2 separate regions of the Homo sapiens genome follow, and region 2 is linked to region 1. A link is a loop called in an ENCODE intact Hi-C map of the cell type or tissue named here. Cell type or tissue: HepG2. All regions are shown on one strand. Links, peaks and the distances in the headings refer to the core of each region. The heading gives the core; the rest is flanking DNA.

Region 1 (15,768 bases), core at 4,657-12,656:
AAAATAAGACTTTGAATGGATGTCTGCGTTTGAAATATTTACAATCTGATTGATAAATACGCATAAACAATTACAGAATGTGTACCACAGAGCTAGGCACCCAACTCTTCAAAATCTAAATTTTATTAGGCTTTTGTTCTGGGTGAGAGGATGGGCAGAAATGTTTCCTCTGAAAAATGCCATTTCGGTAACATAATACGTGGGTCATTAGGTCAGGAGAGATTAATTCTGCCATGTGGTACTGTTAAGTCTATCTTTTAATGATAATTTTGTTGTTTTTAGCTTCTTGGCAGCTGCTCTACAATTCTTCCCCTATATGATTTTTTTTTTTCTTTTAGACTGTTAACAGAGTTACTGCATTTTGTGTGAAGGTGACATTATAATTACTACATATTAAACAAGCAGGATCCATAGGTATCTAGACTAAATGAAATGGAAAAACGGGTCTGTCATTTATTTTATGTAATTTATATGATCTTGATCTGGGCAATTTAAACTTCTAAACTCTAAGCTTAGAGTCATATTTCCATAAGCAATTGCGTCCTTTATGAATATAATTCAGGCCTTCTAGTCTTTCATGTTGACTGATGGGAAAGTGCAGAGCAATCAAAATTCATGGCTGGGACAGATCTGAATTGAGGCATCACAAGAATTAGGGTTTGGGGTGTGTGTGTGTGTGTGTGTGTGTGTGTGTGTGTGTGCCTAGATCATTGTTTTGGGGAGAGACTTTCTACAAATATAGGTCAGAATAGAAATATCCTTGCGTATTTTGCCCAAGTGGCTGAAAGAACAGCACGCCAGCACTCCCTTCACCCTTTTCAGGACCTTATTCCAAATTGCAGGGTTTAAAAAAAGTCTTTGTATTTGTTTTTTATTAGTCTCTTATATAAAAATATTAAAACTACAAGGCAGGGGTTATTGCTTACCAATGCACTGCAGTGCCAGCTCCAGGGCCAGGCAGTAAATATTTGTTGAATGAAAGACTAGGCCCCCATTAGGCAATGAGGCTGCTTTGGCAATCAGTCTCCTTAAATGACATTATTTACTGCTGAAAATGTGTTTTCCACATTGGCTTAGATCTTTAATTTACACAGGCCCATTGCCACACTTCAGTGACACAGATCACTTTCTGAACACTCCCATAGCTTTTCTGACCTCCTTCTCACATTGAGACATGTTGAAAAAACAAAACACATTGCATTCATTTTTATTCAACAGCACAGGCTTGCCCTACCCCTACCTCTAAATTGCAATTCTTTGATTTTTCACTATAGAGCTAACATGCCCCAGCCTGTTGATTCCATAAACTTTCCTTAGCTTTAGGTTATACACAGGGTTACATCTCAAGTGGAGTCTTGTCTGCCTGTTTACTAGACCACTTTAGAGATTGTTCAAACCCAAATAGCCAGGAGAGAGATGGGAACTTAATTTGTTTCAAGCTTCAATGGCTGGAGGCTAGACAGACTCTCAGTTTCCCATGGGTGGACTACTAAATGTTTTCAACCTTGGTGAGCAGCAAAGACGTTGTACATACACCATACAGCAATTTCCCAACAAGTACAGATCACACTGAAATGACAGGGTTGCCTGTTCAATACTGACTGAGACCCACCTACCTAGGGAGTTGAGCAATTCTTTGCTTGTTCAGTACTTCAGTCCTCAAGTCAGTTAAACAGAGCTCCTCACACACACGACAGAAAGTACAGCAAACATGCCATGTACCAAACATGATTGGGCTATTGCCTGTTCTCCTCTCCCTTCACCTTCACCAATCCTTACTGGAATAGCTTTTAAAGTCCTTTCTGTTGACCTGGAAGCCATTATTGTAACAAGAGGTTAAAATCAGGGTAAATTGAATTGCTATGCATGACTGAACCCAGTCATCTGGAAGAATGACTCAGGCAAGAATTAAGTTTGAAATTTGAATGTGTTAAGTGGCATAATATGGAAAAATTACTGTTTTGTTAACTATGTCTAAGAAAAGATGGTAAACTGAGTATATCTCAAACAATTTGATTTAATTTAGTTCAGTGTTTATGAACACTAATTATATGGCCTTGAATTGGGCTACAATGAAGGAAAGACATTGAAGGAAAAGAGAATAGATTTCCCCCCTTAAGAAGTCCAGAGTTTGGGAGCTGACTGATTCACATATGCCAGTGAAATACCTGTGATTAACACAGACCAGCATGTAATAAACATTTACAAATCTTATTAGGTGGTGCAAAAGTAATTGCAGTTTTGCCATTGAGAGTAATGGTACTATGACTGCTATGTGTCAAGTATTATAAGAATGCATGAATACTTTTATTGTGCCTAGGGGAGATGTATTAGAGAAGGCAATACATTAGCAGATTCTTGAATGGTAATCCTGCCAGTAGGGAGCAAGGGAGGACATTTAGACAGAGACTGCATATATAAAGCATCCATGGCATAACAAACAGCCATTTCAGTGGTGAAAAGTCCAAGTCTTTCTTGGCAGGCCAGGGCATATTTGGCAAGAGAACTGTCCACAGTAGTCCAGTCCAGACCTCATTGTCCTAGTCCTGGTGTAGACTGGACCAAGATAGCTTAAGGCAGTGTTGCCAGAGGGAGGATTTAAAATACAGTTCGAAAAATGCAGCCAAAGTAAGCAAAAGGTGGTGCCAGTGGTCAAGTTCGAAGAGTCAGCTGAAGCTGTAGGTGGAGTAATGAGTAATACAGTAAAAAGTAAATAGGGATAGGAAGCAGTTCCAAATGCAGGTTTAGAAATAGGGCAGGAGGTCCATTTCATTTGGATCATGCTTACTGACACCACTGAAAATGGATGAAAGAGAAAAAGCAAAAGGATCAGTTAGAAAACAATTGCAAAAGTCAAGCAGGAGATGAAAAGGACTTGAAACAAAGCAGTATTAGTGGAGTCAAGTGTGAGAAAAGTTTTGGAGACAGCATGCATCACACTTGATAAATAATGAATATGAGGTTGAAGAGACAGACCTAGAAAATGCTCCAATCGTGCTCAGGGACAATGTCTTGCAGAATGTGAAGTGCACATTGAACCTGTGGCTAATAAGTATTTACTCAAGGGCTAGAACACATGAGTTTTGGAACCAATGAATGAAAATTATCATTAGCCTCTCAGTATAATTCTTACTGACCAACCCACTTGTAGATTTACATTTTCCATTACCTTGAACTTAGGTTCTGCCAAAGTACAGGTCTTAATTCTCAATGGGGGAATGTTTTCATCAGTGGACAGTTATAGTTTTGATAAACTTGGAGCTATGACTTACTACCATATTACTTTGCAGTCCTATGCTAATGGCCCTAAAGGCAAAGATTTAGGGTAAAATGACCCTGATAATAAATAAAGATGGAATGTAATTAGTTCCAAAAGAGAACAATGAAAAAGAATACCATGAAAATCCAGAGGATAGAGAAATTTGGTAACATTCAGAAATGCAAAAATGGAAAGCCAAAAGATGGGCTTTCATTCACAAGCAATCATAAAAATTAATAAGGACAGGCCTGGTGTGGTGGCTCACACCTGTAATCCCAGCACTTTGGGAGGCTGAGGCAGGCAGATCACAAGGTCAGGAGATCAAGACAATCCTGGCTAACAGGGTGAAACCCCGTCTCTACTAAAAATACAAAAAATTAGCCATGTGTGGTGGTGGGCACCTGTAATCCCAGTTACTCAGGAGGCTGAGGCAGGAGAATGGCATGAACCTGGGAGGCGGAGCTTGCAGTGAGCAGAGATCGCGCCACTGCACTCCAGCCTGGGTGACAGAGTGAGACTCTGTATCAAAATAATAATAATAATAATAATAATAAGGACAAATAAATAATAATGTCAGAAATTTACATCTCTTTTTTTGTATGAAAATGTTTACAAATAACGTTTTGAAAGTGTCTGTTGGATAAATAAAGATGTGATCTGTGTACAATTTGGTTATATTTTATTGAACTTGGTGATATGGTTCAACTATGTTTTTTAAGAATAATGAAGGAAATTAGGAAATAACCCTTGATAGCAAACATTTTAACACATTTTTCTATTGACATTAAGATAATATTTTTTCTTGTATTATTGCACCATATTATTTAGGTTGTAATAGTATAAGAATTTAAAATATCTTTAATATCATAATTGAAACATAATAAACTCAGGGAGAGCTAAATAGATTCAACTTCATTCTCTTGGCCTTGTGATGATCCCTCCTTCCTGTCCAGATTCAGATTCATATTTCAGAATAGGTATGAATGCAGTCATATAATAAATGTTTCCAAATATCAGTTTTACTTGAGTGGTCTTTTTTCTAAATAGTACTTCTGCTCCTATTCTCCAGCAGACAGAATAACTTGGTTTAAAATGGTGTTGTGTTGACAGTCAATACAGTGTTATGAGTAACAGCGTGAGTTCTGGAGTCAGATGAAACTGGGCATCAAGGTCTAGGTCTGACAACAGTTGTGTTACCATGTGCAATTTTGTTAACCTCCCTGGGCCTCAGACACCTTATTTGTGAAAGGGAAATCATAATAGGATTTACCTACCTCATAGGATTTTTGTGGAAGTCAGATGAGCTAGTACAAGTAAATAGGAGTAGTAGTTGCTGGTTGTTTTTCTTAGTTTAACAATGTGGTTTCAAGAAGTAGTAGTTGTCGTTAAAAGATAATTTCAATAAACAGGGAAACCATGACATTCATACAGCTGAAAATGAACACGTTAAAAACTTTATTTAACATATTAATCAGTAAAATAACCAAACAGATATTATAACCTGTTCGAAAGAGAATCCTAAGAATAGACACATTTATAGATTTGGAATATTAACATGGATGTAAAAATGGAGGCAAAACTGATTTCTTCCATAGTGGAGATGGGGAAACAATTGAACGGCCACTGTAGAGAACTTAAATGTCTAGAGACAAGACTTATTTTTGCACTGCTATCAGTTATCTACAACTTATAGAATTGCAAAATAAATTCCATAGAATCAAAGCTTTAAAATGGGAGAGAGCTGTGCTAGAGACTGTGTATTTTTACACTGAAGCACAAACACAAGGTTTCTCTACATAGTAGTGGTGGTGGTAGTTATTTCTGGATCACAAGTAACACGTGTGGTAAACTTCCTAGAAACAGGTTAAATTCTATAAGACTTGAAAAATAATAAAGTATATATATTATTCAAATGATCAAATGGTGCTGATGGAAAAAATGCTGTCCTGGCATTAAACAAACCTGGGTTCTAGTTCCATCATTTTACCATTTATCAGGTGATTGACGTTGGGCAAGTCATTTAACCTCTCCAAGTTTTGCTGTCCTCATCTGTGAAATTAGGCACCGGAACAAATGTTTTCTAAAGTGTCCTTCTGGACTCACATCTGTAGACCAAAAGGATGACTGTTAATGTGAATTTTGATGTAATGTCTCCTATGGATAATCTACCCATGGATAGTCGAGACTGGGCTACAAATGAGCAAAGCGATCAGGGTTGCTGGCTTCAACAATTTCAGCAAACGACAAGTCATTAGGGCTTTTGAAATGTCACCCATTTTACTCTGTATATTTAATGAAATGCTAATGTAATTTTGCTAAACATGCGTACTTATCATTATACATGATGGATTAGAGATATGAGTTTTCAATAGTAGTAAACTGTTGTAGAAATAGTAATTAAGCACTACAATTATGGGAACACCTACTACCTTTTATATTAGAAAGTCATTTTTTTTCCCAGCTGGTGTCAGTTAAAGTACTAAGAGACTGCAAATATGAGGAAAAAGTTTGTGTTAAAAGTATGGTTTAAGAACATTTAACTCAAACTCTGCTTATATCATGCCAATATTGGTGGGCAATGCCCACTCTGTGGCACTGCGGGCACTGTGTAGAACTTTTGTATGTGATTCCCTCAAGTCTGTGAGATCACCTGGGATATGTGAGTAAATGTTAGACCAGAAGTCATTTGCTTTTGTAAAACAGTTATTTATAATAAAATATAATTTTAATAAAATATTTATTGTAAAATTTAGAGTATCATTTATTATAAAATATACAGGAAACTGCAAAAAAAGTGTGAGCTTAGTGAATTATTAAACATCTATATCTCTCTGATGAAGAGAGAGACTTTTGATTGTGAACCAAGCGATCCTTCAGGTATCCTATCTCAATCAAGGCACTCTTTTTCCTTCATAAAAGACATTATTATTTTGTACTTTAATCATTTTCTTTCATTTCTTTACAGTTTTATCACCCAAATGTGCACCTTTAAACATTAAAGATTAGTTTTGCCTGCTTTCATTTATTTATTTTAGAGTATGTGGGGGGCGGTTCTTGCTATGTTGCCCAAGCTGGTCTCCAACTCATGGCCTCAAGTGATCCTCCCACCTCAGCCTTCTGAGTCACTGGGATTACAAGCTTGAGCTACATGCCTGGCTCTGCTTTTGATTAATGTGTCATTTAAGTCTCTTTCATCTAAACATCCTTCCTCATCTTCATTTCTTTGCAAACTTTTTTGCAATTTGTTAGTTGTAGAACATAGGTCATTTGATCCACAGAACGTCCTGTAGTCTGGGTTTCTTGTAAATCGGTAGTTACATAGCTTGATAATGTTCCAGTTCTTTTTGGGGAGATGGGGAGAAATACAAAGGAAGTGATGTGTTCCTCCAACAAGGGGCATGTAATGGCCGGTCACCTCTGTTTTTGTGATGTGGATAGTTGTTAGAACTTCTATGCTCAGATCCATACATCTACTGGGGATGTTTTGGGCTTGATTTTCTATTTCAAGACCATTTGAAGTGCCTATATAAATCACTAATATATTGAAATTATATGTCCTTGTTATGTTATCATGTTGGTATGTTTAGATATGTTTATTTCTTTAACATTACCTAATGTAGGTTAGCCTTGCTATCTCCATCCCACTCTATAACTCTATGGAGACTCCATGTGATTTGAATGATACTGGGAGAAGACAACTTAAAAGTGCTGAAAATGGATCTTTAAATTGATTTCCCATGTTTAAAGATGACCATGAACATTCATAAATCTTCCCCCCAAAACAATCTCTTTCAACATATCAAATTCGGACAATGAATTTTGATCCAAATTGTTGGAGGAAAAAAATCAAGTTTCTTATTGTAGTGAGTACTACCTGGATTTGATTCAACAACTTTCCTGAGCACTTACTTTGTACAAGGGAGAGGCCAAAATTAACCACACTGGTATCTTTGAGTTTGGAATCTTCTCAGTTGAGAGCACTATATACCACAAAATATAAATCTGACGAAAACACATTTACCTTGAGCTATTTTTAACAGGATTTTCAGGGACTCAGGCCTAATTCAGTATCAGAAATGTTGGACTCTATACTTATTGAGAAAAAAAAAAAAGAAACCTTTCTTGCCTTCTGATCTCAAGTATGAAGGTATTGTATGGAACTAAGGCTCCTTCCAGATCTAAGATAATGTGACTCTAAGACAGGCTTCCTCAACCTTGGTACTACTGATAATTTGAGCAGGATAATTCTGTGTTTGGAGGTTGTGCTGCACATTGTTTAGCAGTACCCCTGGCCTCTACCCACTAGATGCCAACAGCACCCTCCTTCCAAGTTGTAGCAACCAAATATGTTGCCAAACATTGCCAGATATCCCCTGAGGCAGGATACTGTTTGACAGTCACTACTCGAAGTCCTTAAGGCACAGATGCACTTGGAGGAAAGAAGGAATCTGCCTGTAGTTTGCATGTAAAGCACTTATTTCAGCAGTGGTCCAACACGACAATATTCTACCTTGGGGGAAATAAGTGTAGCTATGTGTACATACATTCATTTCTATATAATTTTTAATGTCCCCAAATTCTTATAATGCAGTCATAAGGTGATATGTTAATGACAAGGATATGTTCCGAGAAATGTGTTGTTAGGTGATTTCATCATTGGGTGAACAACACAGATTGTACTTACACAAACCTACATGGTCTATCTACTACACACCTAGACTATATGGTATAGCTTATTGCTCCTAGGCCACAAACCTATGAATAAATAAATAGTTAAAATATATTTCTAAAAGCTAAGAACTTTAAAAAAACTATCCCCAGTACAATTTATCTAATAAAAATGAATAGTAATTTCTTAAAATTGTAGAATATCCAGTTACTGTTGAAAGAAAATGACGATTTGAATTCAGTTAGTGAATGAAAATGTATTGAATCTAAATTCGTGGGCTACACTATATTTTACCGGCAGAATGACATTAAGCAGCTATAGTGCTGTCATTTAAACAAAGATTCCAGTTTCTGGAAGACAATATTTTTTATATTCTAGTAATCCACACAATTGTTTTCTTGACAAAATAAGGGGGATCTCTTAGGCAGGAGTTTGTTCTGGTTTTTCATTCTCTTGGTGGCCCCCTGGTGGCCAGATGGATTTTACAAGCGGCTCTTAGCTGAGCGTGTAAAAAGTGTGTGTGTGTGTGTGTGTGTACTTTTGAAAGGAGGGGAAGAGATTTTGAGAGGGTATGATGGAGTGAATGCTAATGTACTTCTTTCTCAATAAACACAAATACTCTTAAATCCATTAGAAGCTGTTAGATTAACCATGATCTTGGCTGTAGCTCTGTAGCTAGCAAGAGATTTTGATTAAATGCAGCCTGGTACAGAAACCTGATGAACATGACTTGAGTCTTTGGTAAGCCAACTCTCTAGGTCAATTTGGATTTTAGTTTCCTATTTTAAAAAATAGGAAATCATAATAAGTGAGCTGTCAGTCCTTCAGCATCCTCCTGACTGTTAAACAATTTTATGAAATAGAAACTCTCTCATCAATTGCTCCCTAAGAAGGAAAATGTGACATAGATATTTCAGTTAAGGTATGCTCAACTTAAAATATTTGGAGACAAATGAACACATTTTATCTTTTGATAAAAAATTTTCATTACATTTTTTTCAAAATTTAAATTTGTAGCTATTTATTCATTTGAAAATATTTTACAGAAAGCCTACAATAGACAATCTATTCTACTACACATTGGAGTGCAGATGACAAGAGGAGCTAAGAATAGAAAAAAACATGTGTAATCTGTCTTAAAAGCACCCATAATTTGTAGATGACAAGCTTAGAGAAAAGTGGTCCACTTTGAAAAAAATTAAAGTTGACAAAATAAATGAATTATGAAGTAGTTATTTGGACCATAGCAGAAAAGTAACAGTCATGCTGCCATAGGGATAATGTGTCTAAAATAAATCAATTATATATGAGTGCACACACACATATTTGCAACCTGGGTTCTTTACTGATTTTGAGTACAAATTAACAGTGGGAGTTATATTGGCTGAGTTAGGTGCTTTGTGTTTATGATCTCATTTAATTGTTACAATAGTGCTATGAGAGAAGCATTGTTATTATTTTCATTTTTCACCCAAAGCCCAGGAAATTTGCTCAAAGGAAAACAGCCATTACGAGATAAAATTGGGGTTTGCCTTCTTAGCTTGGGCTCTCCCCTACTCAGCTGTATGGTTTTACTTTCTGCACATCTCCAAGTTGGACTGTTATGGTGCTCAGGTCAAGAACCACTGTCCTAGAGGCAAGTCGGATCACAGAAGCCTACAGTTTCACTTTCTTTAGTCCCAGGGTAGTGAAACAGCAAGGCACAAAAGAGTTTCTACTTTTTTAAGATTTTTTTTCAACTTTTAAGTTCAGGGGTACGTGTGCAGGATGTGCAGGTTTGTTACAAGGTAAACATGTGCCATGGTAGTTTGCTGCATAGATTATCCCATCACCAAGGTATTAAGCCCAGCATCCATTTGCTATTCTTCTGGATGCTCTCCATCCTCCCACCCACTACCCTCTGACAGGCCCCAGAGTGTGTTACCCTCCATGTGTCCATGTGTTTTCATCATTCAGCTCCCACTTACAAGTGAGAACATGCAGTATTTTATTTTTTGTTCCTGCTTTAGTTTGTTAAGGATAATGGCATCCAGCTCCAACTATGTCCCTGAAAACGACATGATCTTGTTCCTGTTTATGGCTGCATAGTGTTCCATGGTGTATACATACCACATTTTTTTAAATCCAGTCTATCATTTATGGGCATTTAGGTTGATTCCATGTCTTTGCTATTGTGAATAGTGCTGCAATGAATATCTGTGTGCATGTGTCTTTATAATAGATTTATATTCCTTTGGGTATATAACCAGTAATGGGATTGCTGGGTCAAATGGTATTTCTGCCCATATGTCTTGAGGAATAGTCACATTGTCTTCCACAATGGTTGAACTAATTTACACTCCCACCAACAGTGTCAAAGTGTTCCTTTCTCTCCACAACCTCGCTACCATCTGTTGTTTTTGACTTTTAAATAATAGTCATCTGACTGGTGTGAGATGGTATCTCACTGTGGTTTTGATTTGCATTTCTTTAATAATTAGTAATGTTGAGCTTTTTTCATGTTTGTTGACTGCATGTATGTTTTCTTTTGAGAAATGTCTGTTCATGTCCTTTGCCCACTTTTTAATGGGGTTGTTTGTTTACTGCTTGTTAATTTAAGTGTTCCTTATAGACACTGGATATTAGACCTTTCTCAGATGGACAGATTGCAAAAATTTTTGCCCATTCTGTAGGTTTTCTGTTTACTCTGATGATGATTTTTTTTATTACTGTGCAGAAGCTCTTTAGTTTGATTAGATTCCATTTTCCAATTTTTGCTTTTGTTGCAATTGCTTTTGGCATCTTCATCATAAAATCTTTGCCCATGCCTGTGTCCTGAATGGTATTGCACAGGTTTTCTTCTAGGGTTTTTATAGTTTTGGGTTTTACATTTAAGCCTTTAATACATCCCAAGTTGATTTTTGTACATGGTATAAGGAGGGGGTCCAGTTTCAATTTTCTGCATATGGTTAGCCAGTTATCCCAGCACCATGTATTAAATAGGGAATCCTTTCCTCATTGCTTGTTTTTGTCAGGTTTGTTGAAGATAAGATGCTTGTAGGTGTGCAGTCTTATTTCTGAGTTCTCTATTCTGTTCCATTTGTCTATGTGTCTGTTTTTGTACCAGTACCATGCTGTTTTGGTTACTGTAACCCTGTAGCATAGTTTGAAGTCAAGTAGTGTGATGCCTGCAGCTGTGTTCTTTTTGCTTAGGATTGTTTTGGCTATACAGGCTCTTTTTTGGTTCCATATAAATTTTAAAAGAGTTTTTTTTTTCTAATTCTGTAAAGAATGTCAATGGTGGTTTAATGGGATTAGCATTGAATCTATAAATTGCTTTGGGCACTATGGCCATTTTCATGATATTAATTCTTCCTATCCATGAGCATGGAATGTTTTGTCATTTGTTTTTGTCATCTCTGATTTCTTTGAGCAGTGGTTTGTAGTTCACCTTGAAGGGGTCCTTCACTTCCCTTGTTAGCTCTATTCCTAGGTATTTTATTCTTTTTGTGGCAATTGTGAATGGGAGTTCATTCATGATGTGGCTCTCGGCTTGCCTGTTATTAGTATGTAGGAATGCTGGTGATTTTTGCACATTGATTTAGTATCCTGAGACTTTGCTGAAGTTGTTTATTAGCTTAAGAAGCTTTTGGGCTGAAATTATGGGGTTCTCTAGATATAGGATCATGTCACCTGCAAACAAAGATTGTTTGACTTCCTCTCTTCCTATTTGAATACACTTTATTTCTTTCTTCTCCCTGATTGCCCTGACCAGAACTTCCAATACTATGTTGAATAGCAGTGGTGAGAGAAGGCTTCCTTGTCTTATGCTGGTTTTCAAGGGAAATGCTTCCAGCTTTTGCCTATTCAATATGATGTTGGCTGTGGGTTTGCCATATACAGTTCTTATTATTTTGAAGTATATTCCTTCAATACCTGGTTTACTGAGAGTTTTTAACATGAAGGGATGTTGGATTTCATTGAAGGTCTTTTCTGAATCTATGGAGATAATCATGTGGTTTTTGTCTTTAGTTCAGTTTACGTGATGAATCACATTTACTGATTTGTGTATGTTGAACCAAATTTGCATCTTGGGGATGAAGCCTACTTGATCCTGGTGAATAAGCTTTTTGATGTGCTGCTGGATTTAGTTTGCCAGTATTTTGTTGAGGATTTTTGCATTGATCTTCATCAAGGATATTGGCCTGAAGTTTTATTTTTCTGTTGTATGTCTGCCAGGTTTTGGTATCAGGGTGATGCTGGCCTCATAGAATGAGTTAGGAAGGATTCCCTCCTTTTCAATTTTTTGGAATAATTTCAGTAGGAAATGACATCGACTCTTCTTTGTACCTCTGGTAGAATTCAGTTGTGAATCTGCCTTGTCTGTCCTGGGCTTTTTTTTTTTTTTGGTTGGTAGGCTATTTATTAACTGCCTCAATTTCAGAACTTGTTATTACTGGCCTATTCAGGGATTCAACTTCCTCTAGTTCAGTCTTGGGAGAGTGTATGTGTCCATTTCTTCTAGATTTTCTGGTTTATGTGCATAGAGGTATCTTTAGTGTTCTCTGACAGTTGTATGTATTTCTGTGCGGTCAGTGGTGATATCCTTGTTATCATTTCTGATTGTGTTTACTTGAATCTTCTCTCTTTTCTTACTTATTTGTCTAGCTAGTGGTGTATCTATTTTATTAATTTTTTTCAAAAAGCCAGCTTCTGGATTTGTTGACCTTTTGAATTTTTTTTTTTTTTTATGTCTACATTTCCTTTGGTTCAGCTCTGATTTGGGTTAGTTCTTGTCTTCTAGCTTTGGGATTTGTTTGCTCTTGGTTCTCTAGTTCTTTTAGTTGTAATCTTATGTTGTTAACTTGAGATCATTCTAGCTTTTCGATGTGGGCATTTAGTGCTATAAATTTTTCTCTTAGCACTGCTTTAGCTGTATTCTGGAGATTCTGCTACATTGTCTCTTTGTTCTCATTAGTTTCAAATAACTTCTTGATTTCTGCCTTAATTTCGTTATTTACTCAAGAGTGATTCAGGAGCAGGTTGTTCAATTTCCATGTACTCGTGTGGTTTTGAGTGAATTTCTTAATCTTGAGTTCTAGTTTGGTTGCACTGTGGTCTGAGAGACTGTTATGATTTCAGTTCTTTTGCATTTGTGAGAAGTGTTTTACTTTATTTCTGATTATGTGATCAATTTTAGAGTAACTGCCATGTGGCAAGGAGAAGAATGTATATTCTGTTGTTTTAGGGTGTAGAGTTTTGCCAATATCTATCAGGTCCACTTGATCCAGAGCAGAGTTCAGATCCTGAATATCTTCATTAATTTTCTGTCTCCTTGATCTAATATTGTCAGTGAGGTGTTAAAGTCTCCTACTATCATTGTATGGGACTCTAAGTCTCTCTGAAGTTCTCTAAGCACTTGCTTTATGAATCTGGATGCTTCTATATTGGGTGAATATATATTTAGGATAGTTAGCTCTTCTTGTTGAATTGAACCCTTTACCATTTTGTAATGGCCTTCTTTGCCTTTTCTGATCTTTGTGGGTTCAAAGTCTGTTTTGTCAGAAACTAGAATTGCAACTCCTGCTTTTTTCTGTTTTCCATTTGCTTGGTAATTTTCCCTCCATCTGTTTATTTTTAGTCTACGTGTGTCTTTGCATGTGAGATGGGTCTCTTCAAGACAGCATACCAATGGGTCTTGACTCTTTATCCAGCTTACCATTCTGTGTCTTTTAATTGAGGCATTTAGCCCATTTACATTTAAATATAGTACTGTTATATGTGGATTTAATTCTGTCATCGTCATGCTAGCGGGTTATTTTCAGACTTGTTTATGTGGTTGCTTCATAGTGTCTCTGGTCTGTGTATTTCAGTGTGTTTTTGTAGTGGCTGGTTATGGTTTTTCCCTTCCATATTTAGTGCTTCCTTCAGGAACTTTTGCAAGGGAGGTCTGGTGGTAATAAATTCCCTCAGTATTTGCTTGTCTGAAAAGAATCTTATTTCTCCTTCATTTACGAAGCTTAGTTTGGCCAGATATGAAATTCTGGGTTGAAAATTATTTTCTTTAAAAAATTCAATATTGGCCCCCAGTCTCTTCTGACTTGTAGGGTTTCCTCTGAGAGGCCTGCTGTTAGCCTGATGGGCTTCCCTTTGTAGCTGACTTGGCCTTTCTCTCTGACTGCCCTTAAGATTTTTTTTTCATCTTGACCTTGGAGAATCTGATGATTATGTGTCTTGGGGATGATCTTCTTGTGGAGTATCTTACTGGGGTTCTCTGCATTTCCTGAATTTGAATGTTAGTCTATCTTGCTAAGTTGGGGAAGTTCTTCTGGATGATATCCTGAAGTATGTTTTCCAACTTGTTTCCATTCTTCCCCCTCCACTTTCAGGTACCCGAATCACAGATTTGGTCTCTTTATATAATCTCATATTTCTTGGAGGTTTTCTTCATTCCTTTTCATTCTTCTTTCTCTACTCTTGTCTGCCTGTCATAATTCAGAAAGCCAGTCTTCCACCTCTGATATTTGTTCCTCTTGTTGGTCTATTTTGCTATTAATCCTTGTGAATGCATTGGGAAGTTCTTGTAGTGTGTTTTTCAGCTCTTACACAGGTTGGTTATGTCTCTCTCTAAACTGGTTATTTTGGCTGTCACCTTCTGTATTGTTTTATCATGATTCTTAGCTTCTGTGCGTTAGGTTATAACATGCTCCTTTAGCTCAGCGACGTTTGTTATTACCCGCCTTCTGAATTCTATGTCTGTCATTTCAGCCATTTCAACCTCAGCCCAATTCTCAGCCCTTGCTGGAGAGGTGTTGCAGTCATTTGGTGGAAAAGGGGAACTCTGGCTGTTTGAGTTGTCACTGTTTTTGCATTGATTCTTTCTCATCATTGTGGGCTTATCTACCTTCAATCTTTGAGGTTGCTGGCCTTTGGATGAGGTTTTTGTGGTTTTTCTGTGTTGTTGTTGTTTTCTGTTTGTTTTGTTTTCTTTTAACAATCTGGCCGCTCTTCCATGGGGCTGCTGTGGTTTCCTGGGGGTCTGCTCCAGACCCTAGCCACCTCAGTTCTTTCCATACCTGGAGGTATCACCAATGAAGGCTGTAAAACAGCAGGGACGGCAGCCTGCCTTTTCTTCTGGAAGTTCCGTCCCAGGGGATACTGACCTATCGCCAGCTGGAATGCACCTTTAAGAAGTGGTTGGAGACTCCATTTGGGAGGTCTTATTCAGTCAGGAGGAATGTGATCAGGGTCCTACCTAAAGAAGCAGCCTGGCTGCTTTTCGGTAGAGCAGCTGTGTTGTGCTGGGGACCCCTTCAGCCCCTCATTGGTCTGGGCTCTCCAAGGCCCCCAGGCTGGACCAGCTGAGGAGCCAGAACAGCCAAGGTGGTCACCTGCACCACCCCTGAGGCACTCCACCCCAGGGAGAAATTGGAGCTCTGTCCCCTCAAATAACAGTGGCAAGGGTGACTGGAGCCCCTGGCTGGGAGGATCCATCCTCTGAAGAGAAGCAGATTTCTTAAAGAAGCAGTCTGGCCATGCCTTGACAAAAACTATATTGTGGTAGGGAATGGCCTCTGTGCCTGTCAGCTTGGACTTTCCAAAGTCAGCAGGCTGGAATGACTGAGTCATCCAACCAACCCAGGTGGTGGCCTCCACACCCCCCAGCGCTTTGTTCCAAGGAGAGATCAAAGCTCTGTCCATAATAATACCTGCCAGTGGGCCTGGCTGGGAGGAACCACTCAGTGAGAAGGAATGGATCTGGGTCCCACTTAGAGAAGCAGTCAGGCCATGATCTGGCTAAGCCACTGTGTTGAGCTGCTGGGGGACCCTTCCTCATTTGGACCATTTGGACACTCCAAAG
Region 2 (15,768 bases), core at 3,379-11,378, 600 kb before region 1:
TATTAACAGTGGAGAGAAGATGCATTGTTTTGTTTTGTTATAAGCTGAATCATAGTTAAAACAAAAGTTGTCAAAATGTGGTACAAAACACATTTAGTTAAAAATGCATCCAGCGTTTAGAAACACATTCACTACTGAATGTAGATAATCAAAACATAAAAAAATTAATATGAAGATGTTAGATTAGAAACATCTAATGCCAGAAGGTTTTGATGTATCAGAATATTATTGGGGTTTCTTAGCAGGTCACTGTTTTATTCAAATATTGGAATAGTAAGAATCTTAATAACTAAAAGTTTCTGCTTTCTATACCAAGTTTTTGAGACAACAGCTCATTTAAATCATCCAGCAATCATACGAGGTAGATACTACTATAATTCCCTCACATTTACATCTAGAAATGTAGGTGATACATATAAAAGTATATATTATGTGGCTGGCATACAAAAACACATCTAATAATTAACTAATGTTAACATTTTATCATTAATGGTATTATTACTGTCTTAGTGACTTTCCAAAATGAAATAGAACCCTGCTCTCATTTTTAGCCAGGTACACTAATTTTCTGCTTTATTTTTTATTCTGTAATATATGAGTTTCTGAATGCTGGAGGAAATTTATCTTAATAAAGTTCATAAGATATCTGAATGTGTTGAGAAATCAATTTAAATCTTCCTGTGCTAATACAGATACCTTGAAATTTTTAGGGACCCCAAGGAAATGAAATAATCTGCTCATGATTTTTACACACTTTTTATAGTTAGAGTGACCACAGTCAGAACCCAGCAGAGACTGGGGAAGAGTCCATTTCTATTCATGCTCTCCTGCTAGAAATGTCTTTCCTGGTAAAGTTCATGAAAAAGTTGCCTGAATATTTCCATAAGTATATCATCTAGGAGGTTTACATAAAGACGAGATACACACAGCTCTAAAGAGAGCTTAAGAGTAGACGTAGTGGAGAAACTGGTTAAGGTCAGAGAGTGTTGGCAGAGAAAATGTTTCCTCTTGTGGCTTGGAAAAGTAGAGCAAGTATTTTGAAAACAGAATTGTGACAAATATTTCATAGCATGGAATAGGTTTCTCTTTAGGAAAAAGAGCTGATGTAAATGTTTACCGGTTATTTTTTTCCCAACATATATTTACTGTCATGTAAGCTTGAATTTCCAAATTTGAATTTCTGCACGTACCAATGAGGGCTAAAGTGTATCTTATTCATCATGGCCTGTTAGAAACTGCCGTCTCTAGTTATATTACCTTCCCTAGGGCAAAATCCACTGCTTACCTGCCTCTATTCTTCCTTGTTCTTTCTGGCAACTTGTTTTTCCTCATTTCTTTTCTTTCTTCTCTCTTTCTTTTTTTCCCATCTCTTTGAACCTCATCCTTTCTCCAGTAACAAGCCACTTCCTCCATCTCATGTTCCCAGACCATTCCAGCCCACAGTAATTTCTCCTTTTCCTGACTCCTCATGTTACCTAATGTCTTTGCCAAAGACTTTAGCTCATGGATTTTCTAGCTCATAATGTTGTTGAATTGTATTTTGTGTATAAGTCCAGTTCCCTCAACTAGATCCTAAAAGTCTGAGACCCAGGAAGAGAACATATGTCACTTTTACATTTCCAACAGGACATATATTCCAACAGTGTTGAATAAATATATGGTATTTTGAATTATATTCATTTACCCCTCCCCAGCTTTCCCAGGCAAGTGTATTTCTTTCATTGTTTTTGCCCAGCCGTGCTAATTTTTATCCATAATACCTGTGACAGGCTAAGAGAAAAAAAGAGGTAGCCATCACAAACAAGTTATTCATTTGTGGAAGGCAAAGTATTAAGAAATATTATTAACTCTAATAAAGAATAAGACATTAAGTAATAAACCAAATTTAGTCTGAAAGTGTATTCAATGTTCACACAAAAAAAGTGAGGACAGTTATATTTCAACAAATGTTGACAAGTTGGATGGTAATATAAATTAGTTAGCAGATCCCAAATACTAACTAGGGAAGCTAGTTGACAGTCAATATAAATTTCAACCCTAAAAAGTAGCCACTTGAGGCTCATGCCTATAATCCCAGCACTTTGGGAGGCCAAGGTGGGCGGAACACCCAGGAGTTTGAGACCAACCCGGACGACCAGGCAAAACCCCGTCTCTACAAAATACGAAAAATTAGCCTGGCATGATGGTACACACCTGTAGTCCCAGCTACTTGGGAAGCTGAGATGGGAGGATTGCTTGAGCCCAGAGAGGTCGAGGCTGTAGTGAGCTATGATGTTGCCACTGCACTCCAGTCTGGGCAACAGAGTGAGACCCTTTCTCAAAAATAAATAAATAAATAAATAAATAAATAAATAAACAAAACAATGGAGCCACTTGAAATATGGTTATGTCAAAAAGTGTCAATTTATTAAAAATACCTTCCTTAATTAGGTTATTGCTTATGTTTGACATAAAGTATTCATAAATGATTGTTAGACATTGTGTGCTGACATTAGACATGTTGTTGAGTATGATCTGTAGGATTTCTACATTTATTGTCAAATAATACTTTTAATAACAATAAAACTTTACCATAGGAGAGTAAGGTCCCACAGAGAGTGATAAATGCCAAAGGACAAATAATCAGCAGGCTTCAGGGGATCCCACTGAGTGAGTGCAAGATCTTAGTAGAAAACAAGTATTTGATAAATAGTTGAAACATGAAGTCATGCTTGTTCAGACATTTATTCCCAGTGTCATGAAAAGAGCATAAGCCAAGAGGTAGAAGATTTGTAATTCAAATTCATTTCTCTACTTTCTGGCTGTAAGAACTTGGACAAGATACCTAATGCATTTGAATATTCATTTCCTCATCTGCAAAATATGTGAACAATATTTCAATGACTTTTTGAAAGCAACATGAGAAAAAGCTGTAAGTGCTTGGCAAAGAAAAATTGCAGGTGCTTTTTGAATGATGTCATTCATACCTCAGTTTCCCCATATTACACAGGATATGAATGACATGGCCATATAGAAAAAGAATCATTGAAATTTATAATGTGAGAACCAGAGATCCAGAGATATGACTTCAGGGATAAGAATCAAGCGATGAATTAATCTGAAAACCTGTGATTCTCTCTGGGTGTCTGACTTCAAGGCAACTAACATCAGGACTTTCCTCTATAAGAAAACAGCACAATTAAACATATTTATTATAACACAGGTCCATGATGAGGCAGGCTGAGGGCCACTCGTAGCCTACGTGTGCTCACCTGTGGGAGTGCATGGTTAAAAGCACTGTACCCACAGTGGGCAGTGGTGGGACAGAATCATCCCCAGACCAGGATTTCTAGCTATATAGCAATTGCCCGGTACAACTCTGAAGTCAGGGCTTGTCCTAGAATGGTGCAAGAGAAAAGGCCAGAATGCTGGGAGATGATATCTCACCACCATTCACCTATTCTATAGCACTTAAGAGGACCAGGCACTGTGCTCTACATGCGTTATCTCATGTAATCCTCCCAGGAACCCTACGATGTAGGTGTTGCTAGCATCTTCCATTTACAGATGAGTAAACCGAGGCACAGACAGGTTATGTAATTTATCCTAAGGCACATGCCTAGAAACATTCCAATAAGAGTAGAGTCCAGGCCATCTGAATTCAAAGCCTGCTCTCTTAACCCTTCTGAAAGCAAATCATATTGGATACATTTACAAGAACACCAAGGGAGGTACCTCAAGGATCTGGACCTGGGAGATGGATGTGTGAAGGGAAAGGCAGTTTGGTCAGATGGCCCTGTGTGATTTTGTCCATCTGGTATGCTGCCTAAATGGCATGGAACCTGCTCCCTGATGGATGCTGGGTGAGGACGTCTGGCAATAAGAATGGCTGTACATGCTGTATGTCCCAGTGACAGGGTTGGTTGTTTATTTCCAGGACCGGAGGCTGCTCTCCCAACTTGACCCAGATAAGTGCCAGACACAGGAGCACAGGTGCAAGATCAACTGATCTGTTTCATGGGTGGAATTTTCCTGCTTAAAAAAAAAAATAAAAAGATGCAGGAAAACAACAACTTCCTATGACCTCATTCTGCTTAAAATTCCTGGATATGTCTCTTATTTCCTCTCTGCTTCCAGATTTTTTTCTTACTTTATTTTAGACTAAATTCAGTTTCTTTAAAAGGAAGCAGGAATCAACTTCATAAATAAGGGGTGTTGATTTTTTTTTGCCTGAATGTTTTGAATGACAAAGCCAAAGCACCCTATTCAATTGATCTCCACTAACTGCCTGATTTTTTGCCCAGATGGTCAACTTTCCTCCACAGGTGCTTCATGGTGCATTAGAATCAATGGATTTCTGCATTAGAATCAATGGATGCATTAGTTAAATTCATGCCAGGCATGGGTGGTTCATGCCTGTAGTCCCAACAGTTTTGGAGCCAGGAGGTTGAGATCAGCCTAGGCAACAAAGTGAGACCCTGTCTCTACAAAACATTGTTTTTTTAATCAGGGTGTGCTGACATGCACCTGTAGTCCCAGCTACTCAAGAGGCTAAAGTGGGAGAATAATATGAGCCCAGGAGTTTAAGGCTGCAGTGAGCTATGATCATACCACTGCACTCCACCTTGGGCAACAGAGCAAGACCCCATCTCTAAAAAAATTATAATCATTCATTCATCAAAACTGTTTACTGAGCACCTGTTATGTAGCTGACATTATATTAGATGTTGATTTGTGGGGCCTTTACCCACATCATCTGAAACAGTGTCTCTGGCAGTGGATGTCTTAGTGTGTTTTGTGCTGCTATAACAGACCACTTGAGACTGTAATTTCTAAGGAACAGAAATTTATTCCTCACAGTTCTGGAGTCTGGGAAGTCGAAGATCAAGGCCCCAGCAGGTATCATTATCTGGGGGAGGCTGATCTCTGCTTCCAAGATGGCACTTTGATGCTGTGTCCTCCAGAGAGGAGGAACACTGTGTTCTCACATGGAAAAAGAGCTGAAAACAGCAAACTCACTCTCGCAACCCCATTAGATAGGGCCTTAATCTGTGCATGAGGGAGGAGTCCTCATGACCTAATCACATCCCAGAAGCCCCACTTTCTAATATCATTACCTTGATGATTAGGCTTCAACATGAATTTTGAAGGGGGCGCCACACTCAAACCATAGCAGTGGGCCTAGGAATCTTCATTTTTAGCAAATTCCCAGGTAATTTTTGTGTCCTCAAAAGTTTGCAGACCACTGACCTATATTATGAACTCTTCAAATACAGAGCATGGAGTTTTTTGGAACTTTGTAGCCCATAACAAAGTGCCTTACGTGATGGTGCTGATGTGGTGTTGGTTAATGATTTATTGAAGAAAGGAATTTCCCGACTCACTGCTCAGAGTGACATAGGAAGATCAAACCCATCATTTATTGTCTTTCATCTTTTCATACTTCTTAATTGTCTGGTCTTGAGCCTAGCTGCTCAGATACCTGTAAGTTAAGGATCTGCTTATTTCAGAGATTGGCTGTGGATGTCAGTTCTAACTGGAAAGTAAAGTAAAAGAGAGCTATTGCTGTCATCTTCTCAGCACCCCATTCACTCCTCTTTTAGGAGTGGCACCTTGATTTCCCTTAGAGGATTGACTTCTGCTTATGGAAGGCCAGCTTGGTGGGCTTATCAGTGAAAGGGTGAGTGTGGTAGGCAGCACGGCCTCCAAATGATGTCCATGCCCTGATACCTGGAGCCTGTGAATATGTTACATTGCATGGCAAAAAGGGCTTTGCAGATGTAGTTACAAACCTTAAGACAGGGAGACTAGGCCAGGTGCAGTGCTCACACCTGTAATCCCAGCACTTTGGACAGCTGAGGTAGGTGGACAACTTGAGATCAGGCATTTGAGACTGGCCTGGGCAACATGGTAAAAACCCGTCTCTACTAAAAATACATAAATTAGCTGGGCCTGGTGGCAGATGCCTGTAGTTGCAGCTATTTGGGAGACTGAGGTAGGAGAATTGCTCGAACCTGGGAGGCAGAGGTTGCACTAAGTTGAGATTGCACCACTGTACTCCAGCCTGGGTTACAGAGTGAGACTGTTTAAAAACAAAAACAAAACAAAGATAGGAAGATTATTCTGGATAACCTGGTGGGTGCAACATAATGATTTGAGCCCTTAAAAGTAGAGAACACTGTCTTGCTGGAATCAGTGATGCAGCAGAAGGAAAAGTCAGAGAGACCCAATGTATAAGAGGGATTCGTTCACCAATGCTGGGGAGGATTACAGGTAAAGCATGAGGAAGGATGTAGGCAGTCTCTAGGAGCAAAACCTGGTCCTTGGCTGACATCCAGCAAGGCAATGGGAACTTCAGTCCTAGAATCACAAGAAACTGGATTTGGCCAACAACCTGAATGATGCTGGAAGAACATTCTTCTCCAGAGACTCCAGTACAGAGCTCAGCCCTACTGGCAACTTGATTTTGGCCATATGAGCCCCTAACAGAGGACCCAGTTGAGTTCATTCAGCCTTTTAACCCACAGAAGCTTTGAAGTAGTAAATTTGGGTGGTTTTATGCCATTAAGTTAGTCACAGTTTGTCACAGCAGCAACAGAATACTAATTCAGTCAAGAGCTGGCCAGTCAGACGTTCTTTTCCAGGAATTGGAATATTTAGCTACCTGATACAGGGACCAAGACATTTTGAAGATGGTCCATTCCAACAGTAGCATCTTGGAGACATCACATCCACATGCTCTGGTCCCTGTCCTTTCGAAAGCCTGGTAATTCACCTTTCTTTGAGTTACCTCTCAACTTTTTTGTTATTATTATTATGTTAGCTCACTAGAATCAGATTTTCTTCCCTATGACAAATAACCCTACCTAGTACAAGGGTAGATAAGTAGCAGAGCTCAGAGCTGCCATGATGCTCTGGGAGATGGGGTGCATTGACACCTCCCATGTTTACAAATACTTCTCAAGCAGCTAAGCAAGGCTGTGACCTGCCAGCTCAGTTGTAAGTTCACTAGACAAGTGCCATTGTCTAAAGGTCTTTAGGGCCAGACTCAGAGTAAGCCATGCACATTCCTCCTAATTTAACTGTAGCTGGGTTTCCTATTCAATTAGAGGAGAACTTATTGAAGAATAGTCTCTAAGGAGAAAGAGGAACTGTTCCTTCAGTGCATTGATTTTTATAGTGTGAAAGCAAACAGGTTTTTATGTGTGTCCAGGAATATATTGGGGGTTATAAGGTTTTTTTTTAATTAGGATATTCTCAAAATCTGCTTTGCTTCTTGATCCAAAAGTCAAAGAATGTCAAGATGAGTAGACATTAAACAATAATGAGTTTAATCTCTCATCAAGTACTTAAATTCTGCCCTCTGTATTCATCATAACAGGGTGACTGCTTTAACAAAAACTTCAAAATTTTATTGGCTTCACCTCAATGAAGCTTATTTTTCACTTATGTCTTATTTCATTGCAGATTAGCAGGAAGAGGCTATGCCATTCAGGGATACAAGTTCCTTCCATCTTGTGGCTCTTCCTTCTTCTAGATAACCAAAGTATTCCCCTTTCAGCCAGCAGATGGGGCAAGGGGGTGAGGCTCACACAAAGGGTTGGTAGGGTGGAAGGGGCAGTTAAAGGGCAGCCTGGATTTGGCAGGTACCACTGTCACTTACATTTCATCAGCCAGAACTCAGCCACCAGCCCACACCTAACAGCAAGGAGACTGGCACATGCAGTCCAAGTGTACAACCAGGAAAAAGAGGAGAACATAGATAGTGGAGAAAACTAGCTATCTCTGCTTTAGCCTTCCAAGTGGTTATATGACCTCCCCTAACATTCTTCTAGTGACAGGGAACTCATTACTTTTTTTGAGTAAGATAATGTATTTCACCTTTAAACATCCTGGGCAGTTAGGGAGTTTTTCTTTTGTTGAGTTGAACTATATTTTGCTGCATTGTCAAGATAAGCTAATACTTAAGACATAGGCTCTAGAGCCAGACTGCTTGAGTTTGTATCCAAACTCCATCAACTTGGGACAATTATTTCTCAGAGTCTGTTTCCTCATAAATTAATGCATGTATTGCATGGCTTGTGCCTGACATGTAATACATTCTCAATAAACATTAGTGCTTAATGTACCATATATTGGTGCTTGTTTTAACCTTTGTATTCATACAGGTACATCCTTGTCCTTGTCCTTGGATATTTAAAGGTATCTCTGACCCTATTCTAAGTATCTTCCAGAATCTTCAGCTGTTACTCAAGTGAACTCATTTAGCGTCCCTTTCCAATTCTGGTCACTATTCTCAGACTGGGGTTCAGTGTGTCTATAGCCCTTTGAAGAATATGGTGTTCTTATCAGATTACAAGATTCTTTTTTTTTTTTTTTTTTTTTTTTTTTTGAGACAGAGTCTCGCCCTGTCGCCCAGGCTGGAGTGCAGTGGCACATTCTCGGCTCACTGCAAGCTCCACCTTCCGGGTTCACACCATTCTCCTGCCTGTCTCCCAAGTAGCTGGGACTACAGGTGCCTGCCACCACACCTGGCTAATTTTTTGTATTTTTAGTAGAGATGGGGTTTCACCACATTAGCCAGGAAGGTCTCCATCTCCTGACCTCGTGATCTGCCCACCTCGGCCTCCCAAAGTGCTGGGATTACAGACGTGAGCCACCACACCCGGCCTACAAGATTCTGATATGCTCTGACCAGGGAAGAGGGCAGGAAAATTATAACATCCTTATTTTCAGCAGCTGCACATCTGTCTGTGCAACCTAATGAGAGGTGACAGCGTGCTGGCAGTCCTCACAGCCCTCGCTCGCTCTCGGCGCCTCCTCTGCCTGGGCTCCCACTTTGGTGGCACTTGAGGAGCCCTTCAACCCACCGCTGCACTGTGGGACCCCCTTTCTGGGCTGGCCAAGGCCGCAGCCGGCTCCCTCAGCTTGCAGGGAGGTGTGGAGGGAGAGGTGCGAGCTGGAACCGGGGCTGCGTGCAGCGCTTGCGGGCCACCTGGAGTTCCAGGTGGGCGTGGGATTGGCGGGCTCCGCACTCGGAGCAGCCGGCCGGCCCTGCCGGCCCCGGGCAATGAGGGGCTTAGCACCCGGGCCAGTGGCTGCGGAGGGTGTATTGGGTCCCCCAGCAGTGCCAGCCCACTGGCGCTGCGCTCGATTTCTCACCAGGCCTTAGCTGCCTTCCCTCGGGGCAGGGCTCGGGACTTGCAGACCGCCATGCCTGAGCCTCCCACCCCCTCCATGGGCTCCTCTGCGGCCCGAGCCTCCCCGATGAGCACCGCCCCCTGCTCCACGGCGCCCAGTCCCATCAACCACCCAAGGGCTGAGGAGTGTGGGCGCAAGGCGCCTGCAGCCCCGGTGCGGGATCCACTGGGTGAAGCCAGCTGGGCTCCTGAGTCTGGTGGGGACGTGGAGAACCTTTATGTCTAGCTCAGGGATTGTAAATACACCAATCTGCACTCTGTATCTAGCTCAAGGTTTGTAAACACACCAATCAGTACCCTGTGTCTAGCTCAGGGTTTGTGAATGCACCAATCCACACTCTGTATCTAGCTACTCTGGTGGGGCCTTGGAGAACCTTTGCGTGGACACTCTGTATTTAGCTAATCTGGTGGGGATGTGGAGAACCTTTGTGACTAACTCAGGGATTGTAAAGGTACCAATCGCGCCCTGTCAAAACAGACCACTTGGCTCTACCAATCAGCAGGATGTGGGTGGGGGCAGATAAGAGAATAAAAGCAGGCTGCGGGAGCCAGCAGTGGCAACCCGCTCTGGTCCCCTTCCACACTGTGGAAGCTTTGTTCTTTTGCTCTTTGCAATAAATCTTGCTGCTGCTCACTCTTTGGGTCCACACTGCCTTTATGAGCTGTAACACTCACCGCGAAGGTCTGCAGCTTCACTCTTGAAGCCAGCGAGACCACGAACCCACTGGGAGGAACGAACAACTCCAGACGCGCTGCCTTAAGAGCTGTAACACTCACCGCGAAGGTCCCCAGCTTCACTCCTGAGCTGGCGAGACCACGAACCCACCAGAAGGAAGATACTCCGAACACATCGGAACACCAGAAGGAACAAACTCCGGACACGCTGCCTTTAAGAACTGTAACACTCACCGTGAGGGTCCGCAGCTTCATTCTTGAAGTCAGTGAGACCAAGAACCCACCCATTCCGGACACACTAGGATCACATTAGCTTTTTCACTCACCACTTCACCCAGTTACTATATATCAATCTTACTTTCTACAAAAAGTTTTAAAATTTTATATAAATGTAATTGTTAAGCCAAATTTCTTGCATTGCTATAAGGTTTTATATTCCCAAGAGAAGGTTGTTATACTTATGCCTATACACTTTTAGTATATTCTATTTGATCTTGTATTTTCAATCTAAATGGAAGTTACTGCATTCTCAAAGCCCTCCTACTACTTAACCGTGGCTAATACAGTTTCCTAGAACACAAGGAGAGTGATCAAGACTCATTTGTTAGTGTAAATGTCTTTTCCCTGGCATTATAAATGACTAGTGTCAGGGAAAATTACTAAGCTGATATTTAGGAAATTTTTTTCTATTTTTGAAAAGTTATTAAAAACACACACACACACATACACCAGCACACATTCTTGGGATGAAGCCTAGCACAACTGTTTCAATGTGAATTCCTTTAGCCTTTTCTCCTTTTGGACAGGGAGTTTCACTGTGTGTGCTGACACATTGTGTGGGGTTGAGAAGGACAAGAAAGGAGACCAAAGATAAGGCAGAAGAAGCGGGTGGATACCACAGATAACACTTTAGGCAGGTTTAAAATTCTTATTGAAGAAAACTCACCTAGCAGTGGCTGAACTAGGTGACCCTGAAGGCTCCTTACAAACCTATGATTCTCATAATCTATCTCATAAATAAGCAGATTCCAGCCCCAGAAGCCTCAGTGTACCAACCTAGGAAACGGTAGCATTCTTTTTTTGAAATACTTGTTCTAAGTACTGTCTCTTCAGATCAAGAATGGTGTTCCTTCTTAATAGCTCCTCCATTATCACTACTCCCCCAATCACTATCTTTGTGACTATGAAAGCCTGACTCTGAAGGCTAATCCTTAACCTTCCTGGTCTTCTTTACTAAAGTCAGTCTTTGGTATGAGTCATTTGAGATGGATGCATGGGCCTTTTCTGTAGTAATAGCAACAACGATAGTAGCAATACTAATAGTTAATATTAATTGAGCACATACTACATGTGAGGAACATGCTGTGGCATAGGTACTATATTACTAACTACCACATGTTACTGAAGAGTAAGCTGAGGCACAGAAAATTACATAGTGCCAGGGGCAGTTAAATAGGCACTCCTAACTATAGAATGCAAATTACCATTCACACATGGGCATAGTTCCTGCCATTTACCACCCTCAGAGGCTGCAGACTTAGCTGCCAAACTGCCAAAGGTTTACACAGATGTAAATTTCAGGCTACATGAATCCCATAACTTTTTGTGCCTACTTTTCACTAATTCACCTGACTTTGACATCTCATGCTTCTATAAATGTCTTTTAACTCAGTGGTTAATAAGAAGCTAAAATGGTATTTTGGTATAATTACAAAGTAATCAGCATAAAGTTTTGGGCAACAATTGAATTAGTGGCTCCTCGAACAAAAGGACAGAACATGTTACATTTTAACATGGTGCGTAAAAAAAATGCTTACAGGATCAAGGCCATTAATCCCTTTAGTTCACTTGGACTGAGGGTGGGGAAATCCCAAGAAACAGCAATTCAATCACCTTCTTGAACAGCCCACATGCTCAGATGATTTCTGAGAAATGAACTTAACTTTTAGAGGTTTCATGATCAGCTGCTGGATGACATCCGGCACCAACTTAACCACTAATCTCAGATCTCATAGCAACACAGATCGCCTGGAACTCAAAATAGTCCTGCCTCAAGCTCTTTTCACTTCTTATCACTTCAGCAAGAGCATGTGAAGGAAAGGTGTCTATCAGCCAACAGCTGCTAATTTTCAGAGAAATGAATGGATGTGTGGCTGCTTCCATTTAATCAGTCACCATCTATCTCAGCAGTATTAATGCTTCCATTTGACCAGCCACCTCTATCTACACATACTTCTTTTTTATCTAAGAGTCTACTGGACTTTTTCAAATTCATCTGAACATGTGATATTTTCACAGGGCTCAACATTGAACAAAATCCTCTTTAATCCTAACCTTTCACCACTTTATTTTATTTCTCAACATTTCCCTTTCATAGAAACACATTGGAAGCTAATCCCCAAGACTTTGAGAGAAGTCACCCAAGAAAGTCTGACTTTGCTGGAAGATCTTTAAGCTGCTTCAAGCCTTGGATGTCATCTGATCACTGCTCTTGATTTCTTTATCCTTGGACTGCAGTTAGAGACTTGGCTGCTATAAAGTGAATTACTCTTGAATAAGGGCATAGTTTCCACTGTGATAACCTTGTTTCTATCCATGACAGCTAGGGAAACTGCAGCCTGAGAGTGCTTTGCTTGGTAGCAGGTGTAATGTAGTTTTGACTAAAATTCTGTTGAAGAAAACTCTCTCAGCTTGCCCCCAAACAATTTATGTCAGCAGAAGAAATAAATAAAGAAATAATAATAGAGTATATTGTTTGAATTTGTTGCAGTGGGGTATATTGTTTTATGACAAAAAAACAAGTATCAATTTTTAGTTGCACACTTCTAGGTCACCTAAATGGTTGGTTCTGGCACAAAATTTAATATAAGGAAATGTGAAAACTCCTCCCCTAACTTCTGCCAAGCCTCTCCTGTATGGTTAACTGCTGCTTTCATGTCCCCTGTCACTGAGAGGACTTTGGTAGTCATATTTCATCTCTGTAATTCCCATATGAACTTGCCTTAAGTTAAAAACAACCAAGGATACATTCTCCTTTGCTTTGTAGGAGGTGGTGCCCAGAGTTCATAAACTGAATTTAAATTATACCAAAAGAGATCTTCAAACTGTGAAGAAAGCCTAGCATATGACAGTTTGCTCATAAAGACCAAGTAAAGCTACTGTATTGCAGAGGAACCAACAGTTTAGTATAATCCAATTCAATTTGCAAGCAATCATTAATTATTTTCTGGGTTTATTATATCATTAATAGCTGTAAATAAGCCACGTATTTCAGTTGAAAGGAATCAATTCTACCTTTAAATCAAATTTGAAGAAGAGGAAGGGGAAAAAGAAGAAGAGGAAGAGAAGGAGGAAGAAGAAGAAAAACAAGAACATGAAGAAGAAGGAGGGGGAGAGGTGAGGAGAAGAAAAAGAGGTAGTGGAAAAATAAGGAGGAGAATAGAAGGGAGAGGGATAACAATGATACCACCTTTTAAGAAATCAAAAACTGGATCTGTTAGTCCTCCCTCCCTCTCAGGCACCCAATCTCAGGTGTTGCTAGACAGAGGACAGCAAGACCCTTCTAATTTCCCACCGCAGCAATACACCCAAGTGCCATCTCTTCCTGAAATGCTAGAAGGGAGCTAACATTCACTGGGCTCCTCTTACAATCATGTACATTCTTTGGTACTTTACATGACTTAGATATATAGTTCCATTAATTTCTCAAACAATAGTATAAGGTAGACAATGTTATTTCCATATTTATAGATTAAGTTCAAGAGGTTGAGAAATTTGCCTTAGGTAACACAGCTAACAAGAGAGGAGCTGGCATTTAAATCCGCATGTCTGGATTGCCAAACCTAGACTTGTTCCATCATCTCACATGCACTTCACCTTCTCTGCTCTGCCAGGAGATTGATCTGGTATCTCCTTTGCAATCTGGTAAGCCTGTCTGTCTGGCACAGCTTACCCAAAAAGGGTCTCCTAATACCAATCTTTGTTCCCATACATTGTTGGTGAGTCCCAGCCCAAGCAAGGGCAATTTGCTTTTGCAGGTTACTTTCCCAAAGTGGCTATGCATTTGTGTTTCTTACCACTGAACATAAGGCAGTCCATTGCTCAGGCATAAACCCCAACCCGAGACAACTGGGTACATTGATAGTTACCACACAGATGAAAAAACTTTGATGGAAAGGGCAAACACTGGGAAACACATGGAAAATTGGTTTCATGTGGTTTGATTACACTGACTTAAAATATCCCTTTTTCCTGATCAGATCAGAAATTGATATGTGTGTTGCTACTCTGAGCTATGAGTCTGAGTATTTTTTTTTTAATGATGTAGGGACTCTTCTTTTGAATATCTGTGGGCCCTTTAAATGAGATGGAAGAAAATCTTCCAATATTGTCACACTTGATATAATATTTTTCAAGGAGAGACTGTCAGGATGAGGATGTACCCTCACAACCCATATTAAGGAGAAAAGCAAAAGAAATTGGAGGAGAGAAGACTTAAATGTGCTGAGGGCTGATTCTGACTCTGTGCCAGGCGCTAGGTTTGCCACTTGGCTAACTTTATTTTCTTCATTCCTCTCAACAACCCTGTGAAGTATAAACATTCTACCTGCACACCACCACCACTACCACCACCATCACCATCACCACCGCCACCACCATCACCACCATTACCATGAAGACTGAAGGAGCAATACTCCATGTAGGGTCCAGTAGCTGTTGCGTGATGGAGCTGAGAATTGAAATCATATCTCCCTGGGCTGTTTTCACTACACTGCACAATCTTCTAATGAGCAGGGCTCTGTTTTTGGCCTGAGGAATGAAACAGTGACAAGGCGTACTCTGTGTGTGTGTGTCCTGTATTCAAGAGGCTTAAAATCTAGTTAGGAGACAAATTTAAAAGGTCAGTAGCAACCGATGCTTGTAAAAATGCTAAGCCCAACAAAGGTACAGAAGTCCAAAGGAGCCACTGATTACAAAGACCCCAAGTCGTGGAGGAGTTTTCATGAAGGACAGAGACTTGGATTGGGCTTAGAAAAGAAAGCCGAGGACTTACAGACATGGAGAAGAGGCCAACAGCTGTCCCAGAAGGCAGATCACCTTGGGCTAAGAATACACATGCTGTTTTTAGGGAACAAAGTGAGTGGCTGTGGCTGCTGTTATTTCAGAGGTGAGCATAGAGCGAGAGTTAAGAAATGCCCCTTTGGAAGGTCTGTTAGACCCTTGCTCCTCAAAGTGTGGTCTGAGCACCAGTGCTGTCAACATCACCTGAGTGCTTGTTAGAAATGCAGAATCTGGTTGAGTGCAGTGGCTCAAGCCTGTAATCCCAGCACTTTGGGAGGCCAAGGTGGGAGGATTGCTTAAGCTCAGGAGTTCCAGACCAGCCTGGGCAACACAGTAAGACCTCATTTCTATTAAAAAGAAAGAAAGAAATAAAGAAATGCAGAATCTTGAGCCCTGCACCCAACCCACTGAATTTGAATGTGCATTTTTACGTGGTTTCCCATGTGATTTGGAGGCACAATGAAAGTTTGAGAAGAACTTCCTTAAAGAAGTAGGTTCACTCCTCTCATTTTTCATCCTTTAGATACCAAAATAAGGCTGAAGAGGACTAGAATGTCTTCTTTCTGCCACTCTGTCCTCTTTTTCTCTTCTCTCCCGGCTCTTTGTGTAGAGGCCTAGGTGGCTGTTGGTAAACTCAGGGCCTTTCGTAGTGCTCCCTTTCTGCTGCTTTGCCTAAAACCCAGCATCCTTTTTCTGAAACTTCTGTGTGTCATGCTTCTTCCTTTTCACTGGTACTCACTGATCTGCGAATGTCACACTCGAGAATGTGGAGCAAATGTGTTTTGTACCCAAATATCTACAACACAGAACAATTCAATTGCGTTTCCAAGAGTCAGCCCTAAAGAATTGGCCT

Evidence for each region. Peaks named below come from ENCODE experiments on the same cell type or tissue, not always from the same donor. Only the 100,000 strongest peaks of a DNase experiment are listed, where the experiment ranks them.
Region 2: it touches region 1 in a loop (26-fold over the local background); 9 of 110 quality-filtered maps call a loop at or near these places.

Annotation. Positions count from the first base shown.
Region 1 is chr12:91,804,522-91,820,289 of GRCh38, reverse strand. No RefSeq gene overlaps it. Among named protein-coding and RNA genes, the nearest start is that of LINC02404, 63 kb to the left of the region's middle. RefSeq lists an enhancer at 15,101-15,768. In HepG2, for the core only: a CTCF peak has its summit at 8,387 (motif pointing left); a DNase peak (open chromatin) is centred at 8,389.
Region 2 is chr12:92,400,059-92,415,826 of GRCh38, reverse strand. No RefSeq gene overlaps it. Among named protein-coding and RNA genes, the nearest start is that of CLLU1, 14 kb to the left of the region's middle. RefSeq lists cis regulatory regions at 10,536-10,985, 11,616-12,149 and enhancers at 11,578-11,827, 15,361-15,510. In HepG2, for the core only: a CTCF peak has its summit at 7,539; no DNase peak of the experiment used is centred there.